Linked DNA regions of Homo sapiens: all the other regions are linked to region 3. The links are chromatin contacts, found by Hi-C or POLR2A ChIA-PET in ENCODE. All regions are on one chromosome and are shown on one strand. Each heading gives the region's core, a stretch centred on a gene start or an enhancer-like site at or near the end of the contact. The rest is flanking DNA. Distances are from core to core; before and after follow the strand shown.

Region 1 (2,700 bases), core at 99-2,598, 310 kb after region 3:
CAAAAGGATGCTGGCTGCTGGCCCACAGCATGGTAATGAGATTTGAGCTTTATGTGCCCAGGGCTGGGAGGAGGGTCCTGTCACTTTGAAAGCAAAGAGAGGCTCTAGAGAGGGGCATGTTGAGATAGGAATGCTGCCTTGAGACACCTGGCTTTCCCCACTCTGGGTGGGCTCTCAGCAGGGTGGGTTTCCCCTGCCAGGCAGCACTGAAACCTCTGTGCGCTTCCGGGCTGGGAGAGTTTTTACCGTAACTACATGTGGAACCATCCTGAAGGAACATCTGGATGGGATGGGGTACAGGGAAGGGAGCTGCCAAGAGTGCTGGCCAGGGACCTGGGTCTATGAGCTGGTTGGGGGGTGGGGTTGGGTGCAGGGTACTTGATCCTGAGTGGGCCTTCTGCGGCCAGGATTGGTTCTAGAGTAGGAGGGGTGGGATCAGGGATGGGGGAAGCCTGTAACTGCGCTGCAGTTGTCAGGTCCCAGGTTCTGGGTGACCTACTAAGGATTCTGGGTCCAGTGTGGGTCCCAGGTTAGACGTCCTAGTCCTGAGTCCGTGTCCACAGTTCTGGGTGTTGAGTCTAGGACAGTGATCTGGAGTTGACAGTCCAATCTAGGTCTGAGTCCTGACCCCAAGTCTAGAGTTCAGGGTCATGGTAGTAGCCTAGGGTCAGAATCAAGGTTGGGGTCAGTAACCAGGATGGGATCGAGGTCATGGTCCAAAATCTGGATCTGGGGACCTGTTGGGGGTCTGAGGTGAGTGTCGCAGTCTGGGTATGGCGTTGGAGACCCAGGGCTGTGATCTGAGGTCATGGTTAGAGTCTGAGGTGGTGGGCCAAGGTTTGAGTCTGGGGTCCTGTTTGGAGTCTGGTGTCAGGTCGTGGACTGCGTCCAAGGTCAGGGAGTCCGGGGTTATAGCCAGGGTCTGAGATGAAAGTCCCAGGATGGTGTTCAGAGGTCTGAATCTGTGTCTTGGTGAGCGTCCAGGTTCCCTGTGATCACGTTTGGTGTCAGGGCTGCGGCCCGACTGGGGAGCCTGGGATCCAGAGATGTGACCCGAGGTTGTGGTCAGAGAATGGGTCTCGGGTCGTCTTCCGTGCCGGGTCCCTGTCGTGTTCCAGGCCCGGGTCTCCGTCCAGCATCGAGGGCCGAGGTCACGGCCAGGGTCTGAGCCCGCGGTCGCAGGTCTGGTTCGGGGTCAGATTCCGCGCGGCCTCCAGGGGGCGCCGTCGCCCGCCCGGCTCGGCCCCTCGCGGGCTCGCTGGCGTTGTGCGCGGCAGGCGGGGCCGGAGGCGGCGGCGGCTCCGGGGCGCGGGCGCGCGGGCGGCGGCGGCGGCGGCGCCCCGACTGCAGTCCCGGCGGGAGCGGAGCGCGAGCCGGGGCCGGGCCCGAGCCGGCGCCATGGGGCGGCGCCGCCTGTGAGCGGCGGCGAGCGGAGCCGCGGGCGCCGAGCAGGGCCAGGCGGGAGGCGTCGGCGCCCGAGGCCGAGCGAGCCGCGGCCGGGCCGGGCCGAGCGCCGAGCGAGCAGGAGCGGCGGCGGCGGCGGCGGCGGCGGGAGGAGGCAGCGCCGCCGCCAAGATGGCGGACCTGGAGGCGGTGCTGGCCGACGTGAGCTACCTGATGGCCATGGAGAAGAGCAAGGCCACGCCGGCCGCGCGCGCCAGCAAGAAGATCCTGCTGCCCGAGCCCAGGTGAGGAGAAGCTGCCCGCGGCCCCGGCCCGACCCCGCGGGCGCCCCGGCCGCGGCCCCGAGACCCTGGCCCCATGCTCGACCCCGCGACCTGGACCCCCGGGGCCGGCTCTCGCAACCCCCTGTCGGCCCCCCAGCCCGGAGCAGCCCGGCCTTGGCGCCTGCGGGTCCAGACCCTAAGCCCCAGACCCTGGGCGCCTGAGCCCGGAGCGCCCCAACTCCGGAGCTCCTCTGCCCCATCGGTCCCCGGACCCAGTCGGGTCCCCCTGGCCGCCCTGCTGCTTCCTTATCGTGCTCCACCGGCCCCCCGAAGTCGCTGTCAGCCCCTGGCTCCCGCCTTCTCCCACGGGGGCCCGGCGCGCCCCTTCATCCTTCTCGGAGCAGCCCTTGGTCCCTGTGGGGTCCCCTCCCCTCCGCTGGCCACCATTTACCTCGCCTGACGATGTCACCCACCCTTTTGCTGTCCCTGCTCACGGCACTCGCTTTAGGGTTTCCACTACCCCCACCCGTCTCTCCTCCAGTCTACACTTGTGTGAGGTGTTGGGGGACAGCCAGTCTTCCGGACTCTTCTCCCACCCTCTGGTGGGGTCGCTGTCCTGGAGTTGGGCTCGAGAGTGCTTTCAGGGCGGCGTGGTGAGCAGGACCTAGGGTGCTGCGGGCACCCTCCCCCTCGGACCGCGCTCAGGTCGGGGAAACATCCCCTGTGCCCTCTCCCCTACATTTCTCCTCTGGCAGGCCCTGCATATGGTGCCCCGTGGGTGCTGTTGACCAGGGGCCCTCCCAGCACACCTGCAATGGCTGGACCTTAGCTGCCGCCTCTGTAAGACAACTGACATCACACCTGGTATCAAAGTTTAGACTGTTCAGGATGTAGGTGCAAAAGTACACAGGATGTGGACGATTGCTGCGGTTTGTCCAGCATTTTATGGCTGATAGAGTATCTCTCCACTGTGTGAGCCTCTCAGCAGCGCATGGGGTGGCGAGGACAGGTGTGGTTTTGTCCCTGTGGAACA
Region 2 (2,700 bases), core at 24-2,523, 480 kb before region 3:
ACCTGTCAGCCAACTTTATACCCATTTTAAAGACAATGAAAACGGAGGCACAGGAAAGAAGAGGGGTGACTTTCCTAAGGACACCGACCAACTTGTTGAACTCCCCCATATAACAAGTAATCATCAAAGCTAACAGCTTGTAACACTGTTGTGTCAAGCAGGGCCTTGGGCACCTTTGTGGATGAGAAACTGGTGTCTATGGTAAGCAGAGGCTGTCTGGCCTAGACACGGGCGTAGCAAGGAGACCGTGCGGGATTTCAGTACCCAAACGCCCCTCACCCTGCGCAACTATAGGGAGCGGCACTGCAGTCAACACATCACAACTTACAATATCCCTTGGATTGGATTCAATTATTAGCCTGGTTTTCCGGTTCATAAAGCCAAGACTCCCAGACAACCTCACTCCACCCCCCAGTCTGACCCTGGGCCCTCACCACTACTCCCCATTTGGCCTAGGCCCTTCCGCATGCCCCACCCAGACCGTGGTCCCGTGAGTCCGTCCAGACCTGTAAAAGTGGACCGCGGGCCCGCCTCTGCTCTGGACTCCCTTTCGGGGCCGCAGGAGGCTTTCTCATCCATCAGGCATCTGGCAAGCACCAGGAAACTACCAGCCTGTTTGTGCTAAGGAAACTGAGGCTCGGGAATGTTTAGCGGCTCCTTCCAGGCCCGTGGCGGGTGGGTGGTGGTACAGTGAAGCAGTCGAGGCGTTTCTCCGCGCCCCTACACGGGTGGGACCACCTCAGCCCTGGCCCGATCCCACTCAACCGTAGCCCCGATTCCCGGCACCGAGAGCTTTGCAACTTCCAAGTCTCCACCCCCAGGTCCCGAGTCCCGAGAGGAAGGTGGAGCCACATTACTCCTATTGTGTAGGTTCCCACCTGCAAGAGTGCTGTCGGGTCCTCTGAGGTGAAACCCCAAAGGAAAGCGGGATCGGGACTGGGGGAGGGGGATTCCCAAGTCCCTGACACCCGCGCCGTCTCGGCCTGGGCTTGGTGACCTCGTCAGTCCCGTCTGCCGGGACTAGGCCGCGGCCAGGCCGGGCACAGCGGTACCCGGTCCGGCGCGTGTGCGGCCTGCTGACAAAAGGCCGAGCCCGCAGGGCCAATCCGCGCGCCACCCCGTAGCGCCTGGGGGCGGGAGCGGGCGAGCCGAGAAGCTCGTCTTGGCGCGTCTATTGGCTGGTACTGACGCCCATCCGGACCCCGAGGCCAGGCAGTTGGCCAAGGGGGGCGGGGTTCGCAGAGCCCCAATGAATGGGGGAGCCGGAAGCAGGAAGTGAGTTTGCGAACGGAGCAGCTGCTGCAGGTGAGGCGCGGCGCCTGGGCTTTTGGGGTCAAAGCGTGTCATCCCGGGGGACCAAGGCGAATCCATACTGAGCGCAAAATCGTTCCCTTTCTGCCCACTCTCCAGTACCCCCTCCAAATTCACCCCGCCCTCGAGGCCAAGGAGTGCTCCGGGGAGCAAAGAGTTAACAGCCCTTTCCGAACCTCGAGGCTGTGCTATTGGGGCGGGGCTTCTGGAGGCCGGGGCAGGGCGAGGAGGCTGGACACTCTGTCCCAGCCGGGACGGGGCGTGGCGGGGAGAATGCCCCGGGTTGGGGAATCCCCGGGTTCCAACGGGGCTGTCAGACCTTCAGTAAATTGTTGCCCTTTCCAAGCCTCAGTTTCCCTATCTGTAAAATGGGCTTTCTTCTGGTTGTGAACTTCTGTGGCTTCCCTGGTGGAGCACAGGGAGCGAGCAGGAGAATGGAGGGCCAAGGAAAAGGCATTTAGAGGGATGAGAATGGGACAGTTTCAAGCAAAATCATTTATTGCTGTGGATACTTTCCGTCCAGGGCGACTTCATCTGATTAGCGCACCCACCTGGTAATATTGGGGTTATTCTCTCTTTTATAGAGGAGGAAACGGAGGTACAGAAAAGTGAAGCAATGGACTTGACTTTTAGGAGTCTGGGGCCGAGTCCTGGCTAAAGGCTGAGCCTTCCAGCTGGCGGCCTGGCACTTTATCCTTGTGAGCACAGTGGAAAGTGTAAAGAATTCTGAACAAAGGCCAGGCGCGGTGGCTCACGCCTGTAATCCCAGCACTTTGGGAGGCCAAGGCAAGCAGATCGCTTGAGGCCAGGAGTTCGAGACCAGCCTGGACAAAATAGCGAGACCCCGTCTCTATCAAAAATACAAAAAATTAGCTGGGCATGGTGATGCACGCCTGTAGTCCCAACTACTTTGGAGGCTGAGGCAGGAGAATCGCTTGAACCCGGGAGGCGGAGGTTGCAGTGAGTCAAGATCATGCCACTGCACTCCAGCCTGGGCAACTAAGTGAGACTCCGTCTTAAAAAAATAATACTGAACAAGGAAGCAGGGAGGGGCCTGGGCTGGGAGCCTAGAGATGAGGATCTCTGCTGCTGATGTCTCCATTGTGGGATTAGGCAAGGCTCTTAGCCTCTCTGAACCTCAGTTTCCCCATCTGTAATACTAGGTAGTTAGAGTCAATCAATTTTTTTTTTTTTGAGGTGGAGTCTCACTCTGTTGCCCAGGCTGGAGTGCAATGGTGCGGTCTCAGCTCACTGCAGCCTCCACCTCCTGGGTTCAAGTGATTCTCCTGCCTCAGCCTTCCCAGTAGCTGAGATTACAGGTGCCTGGCACCAAGCCTGGCTAATTTTTGTATTTTTAGTAGAAAGGAGGTTTCACCATGTTGGTCAGGC
Region 3 (2,847 bases), core at 151-2,650:
TAGGGATAGGAACACTGTAGGTGTGCAAAAGAATGTGATTAAGAGTTCAACAGTTAAGGAGAGCCTGCAGGCAGGAAGCTGTAGCTGCAAGTGAGAGAAATGCTGAGCACATCCACCCCCAGCACAAGTGTTTGCATCACATACAGGGAAAGGGTGCCTTGGGGGAGGCCAGCCAGGGCTGATGGTGGCAGTGGGTACGGGAGCAATAGGGAGGCAGATGGCAGGCACTCTGGAGGTTCTGGTTGTCATCAGCAAGTGTTGGTACTTCTCTGAGCCTGTTTTCTCAGCTGGAGAACGGGTAAGGAGCCCAGGCCTACCTCTTCTCACAAAATAAAGACACAATCTGATTTTTTAGAATTTCAGACGAGGCACGCCTGTAATCTCAGCACTTTGGGAAGCCAGGGCAGGCCGCTCGCTTGAGCGTAGGAGTTCGAGACCAGCCTGGGCAACATGACGGAACCTCGTCTCTACCAAAAAATACAAAAATTAGCTAGGCGTGGTGGCGCCCGCCTGTAGTCCCAGCACTGGGGGACTGTGGCAGGAGGGTCGCTTGAGCCCGGGAGGTCGAGACTGCAGTGAGCCGAGATCGCGCCACTGCACTCCAGCCTGGGTGGGTGACAGCAAGACCCTGTCTAAAAAAGAAAAGAAAACAAAAGAATCTCAAAGTTGCCAGGGACCTAGGGACTTGGCTTCCGACTCTGATGCGCTTTGTAAACTACTAAAAGCTGGAGAAATAAGGGGCTGAGCCCAGCCCCACCTCCTGAATGAGCGGCCTTGGGCGAATCACTGCGTCTGGGCGCCTGGAGCTTCCCCGTCTGAAACAAAGTAGAGGATCCTACGGGAGGCGGAGTGCGAGAGCAAGGAACAAGGAAAGCCCTCGCCTTACACGCCGCGGCTTCCTGCAGAGCTGAGCCACATCCAGTACGATGGGGACAACTTGGGCTCCCGATCCTGACAGACTTGGGTTCGAACCCTCAGGGACCTCGCGCGAGGCGCTTTAGTCAGTTTCTCCATCTGCAAAATGGGCCCGAGAGCAAGAATGAGGCAGCCCGCAGGCGGACGCTGCGGAGGGGCGCTCGGGGGCTGCAGCCGGGGGCGGGTCCGGGGGCGGGTCCAGCCGGCCGAGCCCCCGCGCGAGGGGGAGGGGCGCCGTCCGCTGCGTCGCGTCGCGCACCGCGCACAGCCCGTCGCTGTCTCCTCCAGCCGTCACTCGCGGAGCCCGCGCCGCCTTTGCGCGCGCGACCCTTACATAAGCGTCCCTCGCAGCGGTGCCGGCGCACGTCCACCCGCTCCGACCCGCCGCGGGAAGAGGACCGTGCGGAGCGCGGCGGACACTCACCTCCTCGCCGTCGCCAGTCCTCGCCGCCGCCTCTACCGCTGCTGCCTCCACTGACAGAGAACAGCTGCGGTCTCCGTGCAACCGAACTTGCTGCAGTCCCGGCCCCGCCTTACGGACTTCCTATTGGCCCAGACAGCCCAACCCCTCCCGTTATTGGGCAGTGTTCTCCGTCACTCCTCGCCCCTAGGCTCTGGACTCCTCCCTGTGCCCGCCTGTCCGTCACGTTTAAGCCTTGGCGCCCCACGTCAGCCCCGCCCCTCCCGTCCCCGGCGAGCGCCTGGATAAGTGGCGAGGCTGGGAGAGCCCGCCCCTGGCGCACCACCGCCTACTCCCTTGTCTCCGGAGCCTCACGTGGGCCGCCGGACCCTAGCCGACGCCCGCAATAGGCGGAAGTGGCCGGGCTGTGGCTCGCAGTTATTGGCTGTCGGCGGGGGTGGGGACGTTCGATTCATTCACCCGAGTAGCACGTGTCTCCCGAAGCTGCAAGCACAACAGTTCGCACTGGGGCTCAGGCATCCCGGCTAGACGCAGATACGCGCTGGCTAGCGGAGAAGAGGTCGCAGGAAAAGCTAACGTTAGCGAAGGGCAGGAGGAAGGAGAAGGCGCTTGTGCCACACGGGTTACATGACTATGTCCTTTAACAGCTGCGTAGATGATGATGGGGGTCTACAGTACGTCTGTGTGACCTTGGGCAAGCAACTTAACCTCTGAGTCTCGGTTTTGTCATCTGCAGAGCGAAGCTACTCAGGACCTAGGGGGTTTGGAAGCCTTGTTTGAGACACAAGACACTTGACAAGACCCAAGACACTTGTCAAAGAGGAAAGCTTTGACAAGTGGAACAAGTGACTGAGGCATAAGTCTCTGTCATCGAGGCTTATTAATCCAGTTTGAGGGCGTGCTCGGGAAAAACACGAACCACAGACACATCCGTGGTTGTTTTTCCGAAGAGGTTTTCGGGAGGTTTAGTATTTATGCATTTCCTTAAAGGGGGAATGAGGGGAAGGCATGTAGGAAGAAGGGCAAGTAGGCGATTAGGACAATAGTTACATTCCTATGGGACTTTAGCTAATGCCCGGTAAATCTACGTAAGATGAGATGAATGTCTGAAGAGAAAAAGAGAGTAAAGGAAGAGTCAGTTATGCAGATGTCTCTGAGTAGGTAGTTTTGACTTTGTTCTGCACCTGGGAAAATAAGCTTGTAATGACATTCTTATTGTGGAATTTTTAGGAGCTAGACTTAGATTGTAGACCTGAAGCTACAATTGACCTGTCCTTGTTTATGGGAGGCCAGCAAGAATTTACTTGTGAATGATCTGTGGGGGCAGCCCTTCCCAAATGCCTGAGGTTTTTACCTTTCCGTGTGGATATGGCTGATGCCTAATGCTAGTAACAGCTATTCTTTTGGAAGAGGGTGTTGCAGTGACTCAGCTTCAAGGCTTAATCTTCACTTTCGCATGAATTGGGGCGCTGGGGGGGGGTCCCGAGATTTTTACTTTCATTCACCGCTGC
Region 4 (2,855 bases), core at 336-2,835, 430 kb after region 3:
TGCCTCAGCCTCCAGAGTAGCTGGGACTACAGGCGCGTGACAACATGCCCGGCTACTTTTTGTACTTTTAGTAGAGACGGGGTTTCACCATGTTGGCCAGAATGGTCTGGATCTCTTGACCTCGTGATCCGCCCGCCTCGGCCTCCCAAAGTGGTAGGATTACAGGCGTAAGCCACCGTACCCGGCCAGTCTGGGGTCTTTTAAAAATACAGACCCGGGGCTGGGCGCGGTGGCCCATGCCTGTAATCCCAGCACTTTGGGAGACCGAGGCGGGCGGATCACTTGAGGTCAGGAGTTCGAGACCAGCCTGGCCAACATGGTGAAACCCGTCTCTACTAAAAGTACAAAAATTAGCCAGGCGTTGTGGCAGGCGCCTGTAATCCCAGCTACTTGGGAGGCTGAAGCAGGAGAATCGCTTGAACCTGGGAGGCGTGATCGTGCCACTGTACTCCAGCCTGGGCGACAGAGCGAGGCTCTATCTCAAAACAAACAAACAAAAAAACCCCACACACACACACAAAAAACAAAAAACAGGCCGGTGCAGTAGCTCACTCCACTTTGAGAGGCCAAGGCGGAAAGACAGCTTGAACCCCACAGTTGAGACCGGCCTGGGCAACATGGCAAGACTCCGTCTCTACCCAAAAAAAAAAAAAAAAAAAAAGGGCCGGGCGTGGTGGGTGTGCCTGTGGTCCCAGATACTCAGGAGACTGAGATGGGAGGATCCCTTGAGCCCAGGAGTTCCAGGCGGCAGTGAGCCGTGTTCGCGCCACTGCACTCCAGCCTGGGTGACAGAGCAAGAATATGTCTCAAAAAACAAACAAACAAAAAAAGGCACATAACCACGATCTACCCTCGTAAAACGTTTCCAGAGCGTCCCAGCGGTGCCCCTCATCATCTGGCGGCCCCTACGCCTCTCTGAGACTCACAGACCTACTCCCCTCTCCAGGGGGCGGAGCCCACACCGCTGAGCATTTACTCTTGTTCTTCCCTCTGCCAGGGGCACCGTTCTACCCCTTTCTGCCTGGAGAAACTGCCGTTTTTCCTTAAAGGATCCTCGAAGCCGGAAGGAGCAGCCACCTCCCACTCCCGGCTGCTGCAAGCAAGCTGCTTTGACTTCTTTCTAGAGTTGGGGATTGCTGCTGGAGTCCGAGTCTCAGGCCCAGAGTGGGTGCGATGGTCTTGCTTGCACCCTGTATCCCCCGGCAGACGCCCGGGAACTCTACTAAGTGGGTGACCCCAGAGAGCTCGCCCCCACACTCCGACTCCGAGTCCAGCACTCGGTCCACTGCACAGGGACCTCGCGCCCCACAGCTGCGTCCTCTCTGACCTTCGCAATCCGGTGCGCGGCCCGCGGAACGCCCCGATCTCCAGGGGCACGGAAGGCCGAGGCGTGCCGGGGGAGCCAGGAGCAGCTGGCTGGCGGGCGCCGCGGGCCTCCCCGGTCACGTGACACCCCGGACAACGTGCGCCGTCACGTGACGGCAGAGCCTGTGAGCGTTTTTCTCACGTGACGGAGGCGCCTGCACGTGGACCAATGGGGAGGCGGGGGCGGGGCCGGCAGGGGCGGTGCGCGGGAAGGGACCCCGGACCCGGAGGTCGCGGAGAGCTGGGCAGTGTTGGCCGCTGGCGGAGCGCTGGGGCAGCATGAAGTGCCTGGTCACGGGCGGCAACGTGAAGGGTGAGTGCAGGTCGGCCTGGCAGCGGCGGTGCAGCAGCCGCGGAGCCGCCAGCCTAACCCCCTTCCGCTCTTCTCCCCGCAGTGCTCGGCAAGGCCGTCCACTCCCTGTCCCGCATCGGGGACGAGCTCTACCTGGAACCCTTGGAGGACGGGGTGAGGGGCTAGGGTGTGGGGGGCGGGTGGGACTCCAGCCGGGAGCGGGTAACCCGGACTAGAGTCTCGCCCCCACTAGGCGGGATGACCGCTGGCAGATTTGTCGGCAAAGTTTCAGTTTCTTAGTCTGGCGGCTGTCATCTTCCCAGGCCGGTGTGTGAATTGAGGAAAGCTGTCCTGCGAGCTCCCAGGGGGTGACGTGCACTTAGAGAAACTCGGGGAAGGCCTGGGTGTGCGACCCCTCCTCTGCGGCAGCAGCGCCGGGGCCGACTCTGAAGGCTTCCATGGGGAAAGGAGGGTTTTTCAGCAGGTGGTGGCGGAGCGGGAGGACGATAGGGCAAGTGTGTGAGCAGAAGCAGCCAGAGGGCTGGGTCTGTGGCTGCCCCCTGACCACGTCCCTCTCCCTGCTCTTCGTGGCCCAGCTCTCCCTCCGGACGGTGAACTCCTCCCGCTCTGCCTATGCCTGCTTTCTCTTTGCCCCGCTCTTCTTCCAGCAATACCAGGCAGCCACCCCTGGTCAGGACCTGCTGCGCTGTAAGATCCTGATGAAGGTGAGGCCCTTCCCTCAGCAGTGGCACTACTCCACCCCAGGAATCTCCACCAGCTGTGCCTCTGCCCTGGGGTACTCAGTAGATGCTAAGTGGGGAGAGAGACACGTGCAAGCCCAATCCATGCAAAACACAGGGAGGGCCATGGTAAAAGCATCACAGCGGGGACCTGAGAGGGTGGTGACGCTCAAGTTCGTCAAGAAAGGTAAGCACGTCTTTTGGCCGGGCGCGGTGGCTCACGCCTGTAATCCCAGCACTTTGGGAGGCCGAGGCAGGCGGATCACGAGGTCAGGAGTTCGAGACCAGCCTGGCCAACATGGCGAAACCCCGTCTCTACTAAAAATACAAAAATTAGCTGGGCGTGGTGGCACGCGCCTGTAATCCCAGCTACTCGGGAGGCTGAGGCAGGAGAATTGCTTGAATCCGGGAGGTGGAGGTTGCAGTGAGCTGAGATCGCACCACTGCACTCCAGCCTG
Region 5 (2,700 bases), core at 164-2,663, 410 kb before region 3:
ATTGTACCCTTCGTCCCTGTAACAAAACCTTGCACCTAGTAGGCTCCCAATAAGTATTTGCGAGTAAATAAATAACACTCAATTCTAGCTCTTCCATCCCAGGTTCTAAAAAAATGTCTGATTCTAACAACCTGGATCCTAATGTAACCCGGTTCTAACATCTCAGGTCTTGGGGCCCCTCCCCCCTGTCCAAGGCTCCCACTTCTCCCCGCCCGATCCCGCACCCCACTCACGCCCAGCCCTGGCCCAGACCGCGGCCGGCCAGCATCACGCCACGGATGCTGGGATCCGAGCGCAGGAAGAGCCCCACGTTGCCCAGCAGGTTGAGCAGCTGGAAGGCGGCCAGCGCCAGCTGCAAGGCCCGGGCCAGGGGTCCCAGCGGCGGCGGCCCGGGACCGAGCACCAGCACGTAAGCCAGCTCCAGGCCCACGGCCGCGGCCCACAGCGCGGTGAGCACGAGAGGCAGCTGCGCGGGCGCCCCGTCCGTGCTCCCAGCCGCCCAGGGCTGCCCCATGGCCTGGACACCCAGCTGTCGGAGCCGGAGGACTAGGCCGCTTCCGTATTGGGGCGGAGATAGCGGCAGACGGACGTCTGCTACGGCCAATAGAAGCTCGGAAGGGGGTGCGGCGAGCGCTCAGACTCTCAGGGAACGGCCGGCCCACGCGGCGAGTTGATCTGGCCAACGGACCAGCAGTGGAGGCGCTCGGAATCCCGCGGCGCTGGAGCCCGGATAACGCCGCGGAGTGATTGACCCGCCCACCCTGGAGGCTCCTCCCATCCCGTCGGAGCCCCGCCCGCTGGCGCGGGGGCCAGGAGTGCCCGGGGGATTGAGTTGCAGCCGGGGTGGTGTCGGGGTTTCCCGGCTCAGCACATTCTCCCCTACTCCCCACAGCCGCCCCGATATTAATAGCCCTGCCGCAGCCCATCCAGCTGGCTCAGAGCCGTTCCCCATGCCCGGGTGTCTCCATCACCCCAGAAAACATGCAAAACAGCTCGGCGCCTCTGTGTTCCTGACTGTGAAATGGGGATAGGGCTCTGTGTCCCACCAGCGAGGTGCTGGAAGAGGCTCACGAGGAGCTCCAGAGGGCAGCCTCTAGAGCGGCCCGCGGCCACTATTATTATCGGCCTTTCTATTGTGGAGAGGAGTAAACAGACTCAGAGAGGTCCCGTGGATTTCTCAAGGTCACACAGCGCCCCAGCAGCGGAGCAGGAATGCAAACCCAGGATCTCCGCCGCGAGATCCACCCCGGCGCCCCCGAGTCCCGCAGTTCCCGGCTTCAGGACAACCCCTTGCCAGGTCCAACCCGAGCTCCTTCACCCCCATCCGGCCCCTCCCTCCTCCCCCATATTTAGTGCGAATTCGATCTGGGGCTGGGCTGGGCCCTACTTAATGGGGCCCGGGTGTCCGAGAGCGTGCCGAGCGGAGCGAAGCCAGGAGCCCGATCGAGATGATGATGGTTATGCAGCCCGAGGGTCTGGGGGCCGGGGAGGGGCGCTTTGCGGGCGGCGGCGGGGGCGGCGAGTACATGGAACAGGAGGAGGACTGGGACCGCGACCTGCTGCTGGACCCGGCCTGGGAGAAGCAGCAGCGGAAAGTGAGTGCTCGCCCATTTCCTGACAGCAAAACCGAGGCCTGAGAGGCCGGGCTGTTTGTCCTGGGCATCTCAGCAGTGCAGGGGCAGAGCTTGTCTTTAACCTAGAGTGCTAATCCCCAGCCCAGGCTCTGCCCATCAGCTGCCTGCTGTCCCCAGGGCTGGAGGAGAGGGCTGGGAGCCCTCAAGAGGGGTTTAAAATGACAAGAGAGTTTCTGGGCTCCCCACCCCCACCAGGGTTCATTCCCCTGGGCCCACTGCCCCACTTCTGCTGCTGAAAACAGGCTGGGCAAACCCCAGGAGATCCAAGTTAGGGGGGGTTCAGAAAGAAGAATCTTCTTCTAGTTAAATATTCCCAGACCCCACCCTGAAGGCTTGCAGTCAGGCAACTAGTGGACTTGGGAGTGTGGGGGTAGTGAGAAGGGTCCTCTCAGACCCCACCCCACCTCGTCTCCAGGGTGGGGTCCATAGTCGCTGTATCTCATTTAACAATTGAAGAAACTGAAGCCCAGAAAGAGCACAGACAGGCCCCACATCACAGACTGTCAGACATCAGGACCCCCGCAACCTGAGGATCTTTACCCTTTTCCCTACCCCCATTCTTTCCCAAGATACCCCAGGCATGGGGCCCTGAGTCTGCTGAAAAGGCCATAGGTCGGGGAGGAGGGGAGACCTGGGTCCCCTTACGCTGTAACCTGACTCTCCAGCCAGATGGACACTTAGTGCTGAGGCAGCACCTCGGGGGCGCCAAAGAGGGGCACAGGGGCAGCTGCTACCCAGGCCCAGCCCGTTGGGCACTCAGGGCCCCTCCCTCCCTGAGCTATTTTCACTCCCAGACTTTCCCAAGTAGAGGGGGCAGGACACCTGGGTTCCCAAAGGGAAAATGATCCAGGCCAGAGGGAGAATACTTTGGAGAGTGGCAGGCCAGGGGTAACCAGGAGGGCACTATGAGGCCATTGGACCCTGCTCAGCGTGTGCCAACACTGTATGACTCCAGGAGAGGGCAGGGTACTGGGGTACTCAGTGGAATTTAAATGACCTGAGAGTCCCAGAATTTAGAATCAGAGTACTTCTGCTGGGTTAGATGACAGGAGATGACCCCAAGGGC
Region 6 (3,021 bases), core at 1-2,500, 510 kb after region 3:
AGGGTTGGGTCCCCACCTGGCCCTAACCTGGTGCCGACTCCCCCATCCGGCTCCGGAGAGGCCTGGGCTCCATCCTCATCGTTCTCCAGGTTCTGTTGCAGAACACAGGTCTCAGGGGGGTTGCTGGGCTGGGGCCCTTCCTCACTCCCTCCCGGGAAGAGAAAAGCAGGCCTACACAACCATTTGCCTGGCCGCCTGGCAGCTGTTCACCTGGCCCTCTGCCCTCCCCGCAGAACGGGTTTGGTGATTCACAGAAACCAGGTAGGAGGTGGGTGGATGCCAGGGCTTTGGGGAGCAGGAGCCTGCATAGATCCCAGGGAAAGGAGAGCTCCCAACTTTGGGTTAGGGTGGAGCTCTCATTCAGTGGCCTAGAATGGGAGCTTGGGAATTGGGGTGCCAGGAAAGGCCAGGCCCAGAGTTCCCAGGTTCAAGGCACAGGGTTCTGGTCCAGGTCTCCAAGAAAAGCAGCCTAGGGTTGGTGGAGGTTTTCTGGGAAAATGGGTTTTTCTGGTTTAGTGGGAGCCAAAGGGTGGGCAAGGACTGGTCATGTGAGAGGAGCTCCAGCTCTTAGGGGTGGTGGTGGGATTAGGGAGAGGGCTTTCAGAATAGAGAAAGGCGTGCGGGTTCCCATCAGCTTAGCTGGCCTGGGGCACAGGGGATGCTCCTGCGTGTGGGGCAAGGTCTGGTTCAGATACAGAGGAGCTCCCCCAACCCAGCGGGGGCCAGGTGCGAGTAGCCAGGATGAGTGGGGAATCCGGTTGGGTTCCCCAGCTGGAGCTGAGGGATGAGCTCCCGGGCCCGGGCACTGGGCTCTTCCCGGCTGGCTGGGGCCCGGTATGGGAACCGGGAGGGCCTGGGCAGGGCTCTGGATCAAGAGTCACGTCCGCGGGGCGGGGGGGCGGTCTCGCGCTTCAGCTGGGGCCTCTAGGCAGATGCTTCCCCGAGTTGAGGCCTTTGGGGCCCGGCCTGGGGTCCCGTCCGGCCGGGGGCAGGGGGTTAGGTGGGCCGGGCGGTTCACCTGGTAGCGCAGCCGGGACTGCTTGTCCTCGTCAGCCACCTCGAACCGGGCCCGACGCTCGAAGTGCAGCGGCCCAAAGCGCGCGACCCCGCTGGACTCGGGCCCAGGGCCCCCGTCCTCCAGGGACAGCTCGAAGGCATCATCAATGCTGAACTGGGGCCGGGCGGCGCTCATGGCCCCGGCCCGCTCAGGCGCCGTGCGCCGCCGCCATCTGCGCCCACACACCCAGCGTCGCCGCTGCCCCGCCCCCGCATGCCCCGCCCCTCCGACCCTGGCTCCGCCCCACGCGCCGGTCCCGCCCCCGTCCGCCCTAAGCAGGCCAGAGTTGCCGAGCCCTGAGCGGGCTGATGGGTGGGAGCCTCTTCCAGACGGAGCGCGCCCGCCCCGTGACGCCACTCAGTGGCCGCCATGGCAAGCGACAGCCCGTGCCGGGCTCGGACACATCCCCCAGGCGTGTATGTGCGGGGGCTTGGAGGGGCTTCCACGCCCCAACCTCCAGGTCCCTGACAGGGCCTTTTGCACCGCAGCCTGTTCCTCGAGTGCCAAGGAGACTCCTGGGAACTGTTTCCCCACCTTACTCACAACAGCCCCGCACCGGAGGGGTGCTCTCCCCATTTTTGCAAATGTGGAAACCGAGGCTCAGAGAGCTTATGTGTCTTCCAATTTCCAGTCAGTCTCCACGCAGCAGCCGAAGTGATCTTTTAAAACAAATCTTTTTATCTGCGTGTGTTATTCTGAAAACCCTTTTTAAAAATTTTGCTGCTGGCCTGGCTCGGTGGCTCACTCCTGTAATCCCAGCACTTTGGGAGGCCGAGGCGGGTGGATCACTTGAGGTCAGGAGTTCAAGACCAGCCTGGCCAAAAGGCGAAACCCCGTCTTTACTAAAAATACAAAAATTAGCCGGGCGTGGTAGTGCATGCCTATAGTCCCAGCTACTTGGGAGGCTGAGGCAGAAGAATTGCTTGAACCCGGGAGGCAGATGTTGCAGTGAGCCGAGATTGAGCCACTGCACTCCAGCCTGGGCGACAGAGCAAGACTCCGTCTCAAAAAACAAAACAAAACAAACAAAAAAACCTTCCCTTGGTTTTCCATTGCACTTAGAATAAAATCTGAACTCTTGGCAGGGCACGGTGGCTCACACTTTGGGAGGCCAAGGAGAGTGGATCACTTGAGGTCAGGAGTTTGAGACCAGCCTGGCCAACATGGTGAAACCCAGTCTCTACTAAAAATACAAAAATTAGCTGGGCACGGTGACCAGTGCCTGTAATCCCAGCTACTTGGGAGGCTGAGGCAGGAGAATCGCTTGTACCCTGGAGGCAGAGGTTGTAGTGAGTGGAGATCACACCACTGCACTCCAGCCTGGGCAACAGAGCAAGACTCCATAAAAAAAAAATGAACCGTGGTGGGGGGCGGTGGGGGTGGAAGAGCAGAAGTACTCTATGAATTAGGTGGACCTGGTTTCAAATCCCCATTCTACCACTTGTAAGTACTTGGGACTTTGGCAAACCCCTCATTCATTTCTGCCACAAGTATTTATTAAGCATCTATTTAGGGCCAAACACTGTTTTGGGCACTATAGATACAGTGGTGAATAAAACAGTGCAAAATGAGACAGTTTCAAGTGCTGTGTGATGCAAAACTGACTTTAGATTTCGTACTCAAAGATGACCTTTCCAAGAGGTGACATTTGAGCAGGAATGCCGATGATGAAGGAGCCAGCTGTGAGAAAAGCAAGGTTCAGTGTTTTCCTGGCACCAGGGAACAGCACGTTCAAAGGCCAGGAGGTGGGAAGGAGCTTGGCCTGTGGAGGAAGAATGTGAGAAAACCAGTGTGGCTGAGCAGCAAGGAAAGGGGCAGGCCGACTTGATGAGCCTGGGAGGAGTAGATGGGCCCCAGAGCCTTGAGAGCTTTATGGACCTTAGTCAAGAGTTCTTTTTTGTTTTTGTTTTTTTCGACACAGGGTCTCGCTCTGTTGCCCAAGCTGGAGTGCGATCTCAGCTCAC

The links. Hi-C counts contacts between places; a loop is a spot of excess contacts on that map. ChIA-PET counts read pairs that join two places held with the same protein, here RNA polymerase II (POLR2A). Pooled maps may share reads with other maps.
Region 1: a loop to region 3 is called in a pooled map, with 4 times the contacts of the local background. The contact joins the promoter of GRK2 here to the promoter of PC in region 3. A Hi-C loop is called at or near these places in 5 of 50 pooled maps. POLR2A ChIA-PET finds 5 or more read pairs at or near these places in 2 of 52 experiments (H1 and activated naive CD4-positive, alpha-beta T cell).
Region 2: a map of CD8-positive, alpha-beta T cell shows a loop between it and region 3 (8-fold over the local background). The contact joins the promoter of DPP3 here to the promoter of PC in region 3. A Hi-C loop is called at or near these places in 1 of 168 maps with a recorded cell type or tissue (CD8-positive, alpha-beta T cell), 2 of 37 single-sample maps with no recorded cell type and 9 of 50 pooled maps. POLR2A ChIA-PET finds 5 or more read pairs at or near these places in 2 of 52 experiments (WTC11 and activated B cell).
Region 4: a pooled map shows a loop between it and region 3 (5-fold over the local background). The contact joins the promoter of RAD9A here to the promoter of PC in region 3. A Hi-C loop is called at or near these places in 1 of 168 maps with a recorded cell type or tissue (CD4-positive, alpha-beta T cell) and 7 of 50 pooled maps. POLR2A ChIA-PET finds 5 or more read pairs at or near these places in 3 of 52 experiments (A673, WTC11 and activated T-cell).
Region 5: a pooled map shows a loop between it and region 3 (11-fold over the local background). The contact joins the promoter of ACTN3 here to the promoter of PC in region 3. A Hi-C loop is called at or near these places in 1 of 37 single-sample maps with no recorded cell type and 12 of 50 pooled maps. POLR2A ChIA-PET finds 5 or more read pairs at or near these places in 1 of 52 experiments (H1).
Region 6: a loop to region 3 is called in a pooled map, with 6 times the contacts of the local background. The contact joins the promoter of TMEM134 here to the promoter of PC in region 3. A Hi-C loop is called at or near these places in 7 of 50 pooled maps.

The regions. Positions count from the first base shown.
Region 1 is chr11:67,265,125-67,267,824 of GRCh38, forward strand. It overlaps GRK2 (G protein-coupled receptor kinase 2), which reads left to right and starts at 1,349. Exons shown (of 21, transcript NM_001619.5): 1 at 1,349-1,688. The coding sequence starts at 1,576. RefSeq lists a silencer at 1,138-1,337.
Region 2 is chr11:66,479,161-66,481,860 of GRCh38, forward strand. It overlaps DPP3 (dipeptidyl peptidase 3), which reads left to right and starts at 1,274. Exons shown (of 18, transcript NM_130443.4): 1 at 1,274-1,305. DPP3-DT (DPP3 divergent transcript) reads right to left here and starts at 1,089. Exons shown (of 4, transcript NR_120586.1): 1 at 879-1,089. RefSeq lists enhancers at 100-667, 1,244-1,413 and a silencer at 1,054-1,103.
Region 3 is chr11:66,956,983-66,959,829 of GRCh38, forward strand. It overlaps PC (pyruvate carboxylase), which reads right to left and starts at 1,401. Exons shown (of 23, transcript NM_001040716.2): 1 at 1,340-1,401. RefSeq lists enhancers at 1-195, 1,359-1,408 and silencers at 1,059-1,158, 1,479-1,838.
Region 4 is chr11:67,390,401-67,393,255 of GRCh38, forward strand. It overlaps RAD9A (RAD9 checkpoint clamp component A), which reads left to right and starts at 1,586. Exons shown (of 11, transcript NM_004584.3): 1 at 1,586-1,678; 2 at 1,761-1,831; 3 at 2,254-2,382. The coding sequence starts at 1,645. It overlaps LOC100130987 (a long non-coding RNA gene), which reads left to right. Exons shown (of 4, transcript NR_024469.1): 4 at 998-1,287. RefSeq lists enhancers at 753-1,668, 1,703-2,207 and a silencer at 1,433-1,802.
Region 5 is chr11:66,545,490-66,548,189 of GRCh38, forward strand. ACTN3 (actinin alpha 3) reads left to right here and starts at 1,414. Exons shown (of 21, transcript NM_001104.4): 1 at 1,414-1,595. The coding sequence starts at 1,449. It overlaps ZDHHC24 (zDHHC palmitoyltransferase 24), which reads right to left and starts at 559. Exons shown (of 3, transcript NM_207340.3): 1 at 234-559. The coding sequence starts at 514. RefSeq lists silencers at 312-551, 732-861 and enhancers at 982-1,041, 1,112-1,161.
Region 6 is chr11:67,468,001-67,471,021 of GRCh38, forward strand. It overlaps TMEM134 (transmembrane protein 134), which reads right to left and starts at 1,251. Exons shown (of 7, transcript NM_025124.4): 1 at 1,019-1,251; 2 at 28-92. The coding sequence starts at 1,192. RefSeq lists silencers at 836-975, 1,186-1,325 and enhancers at 863-1,487, 1,476-1,655.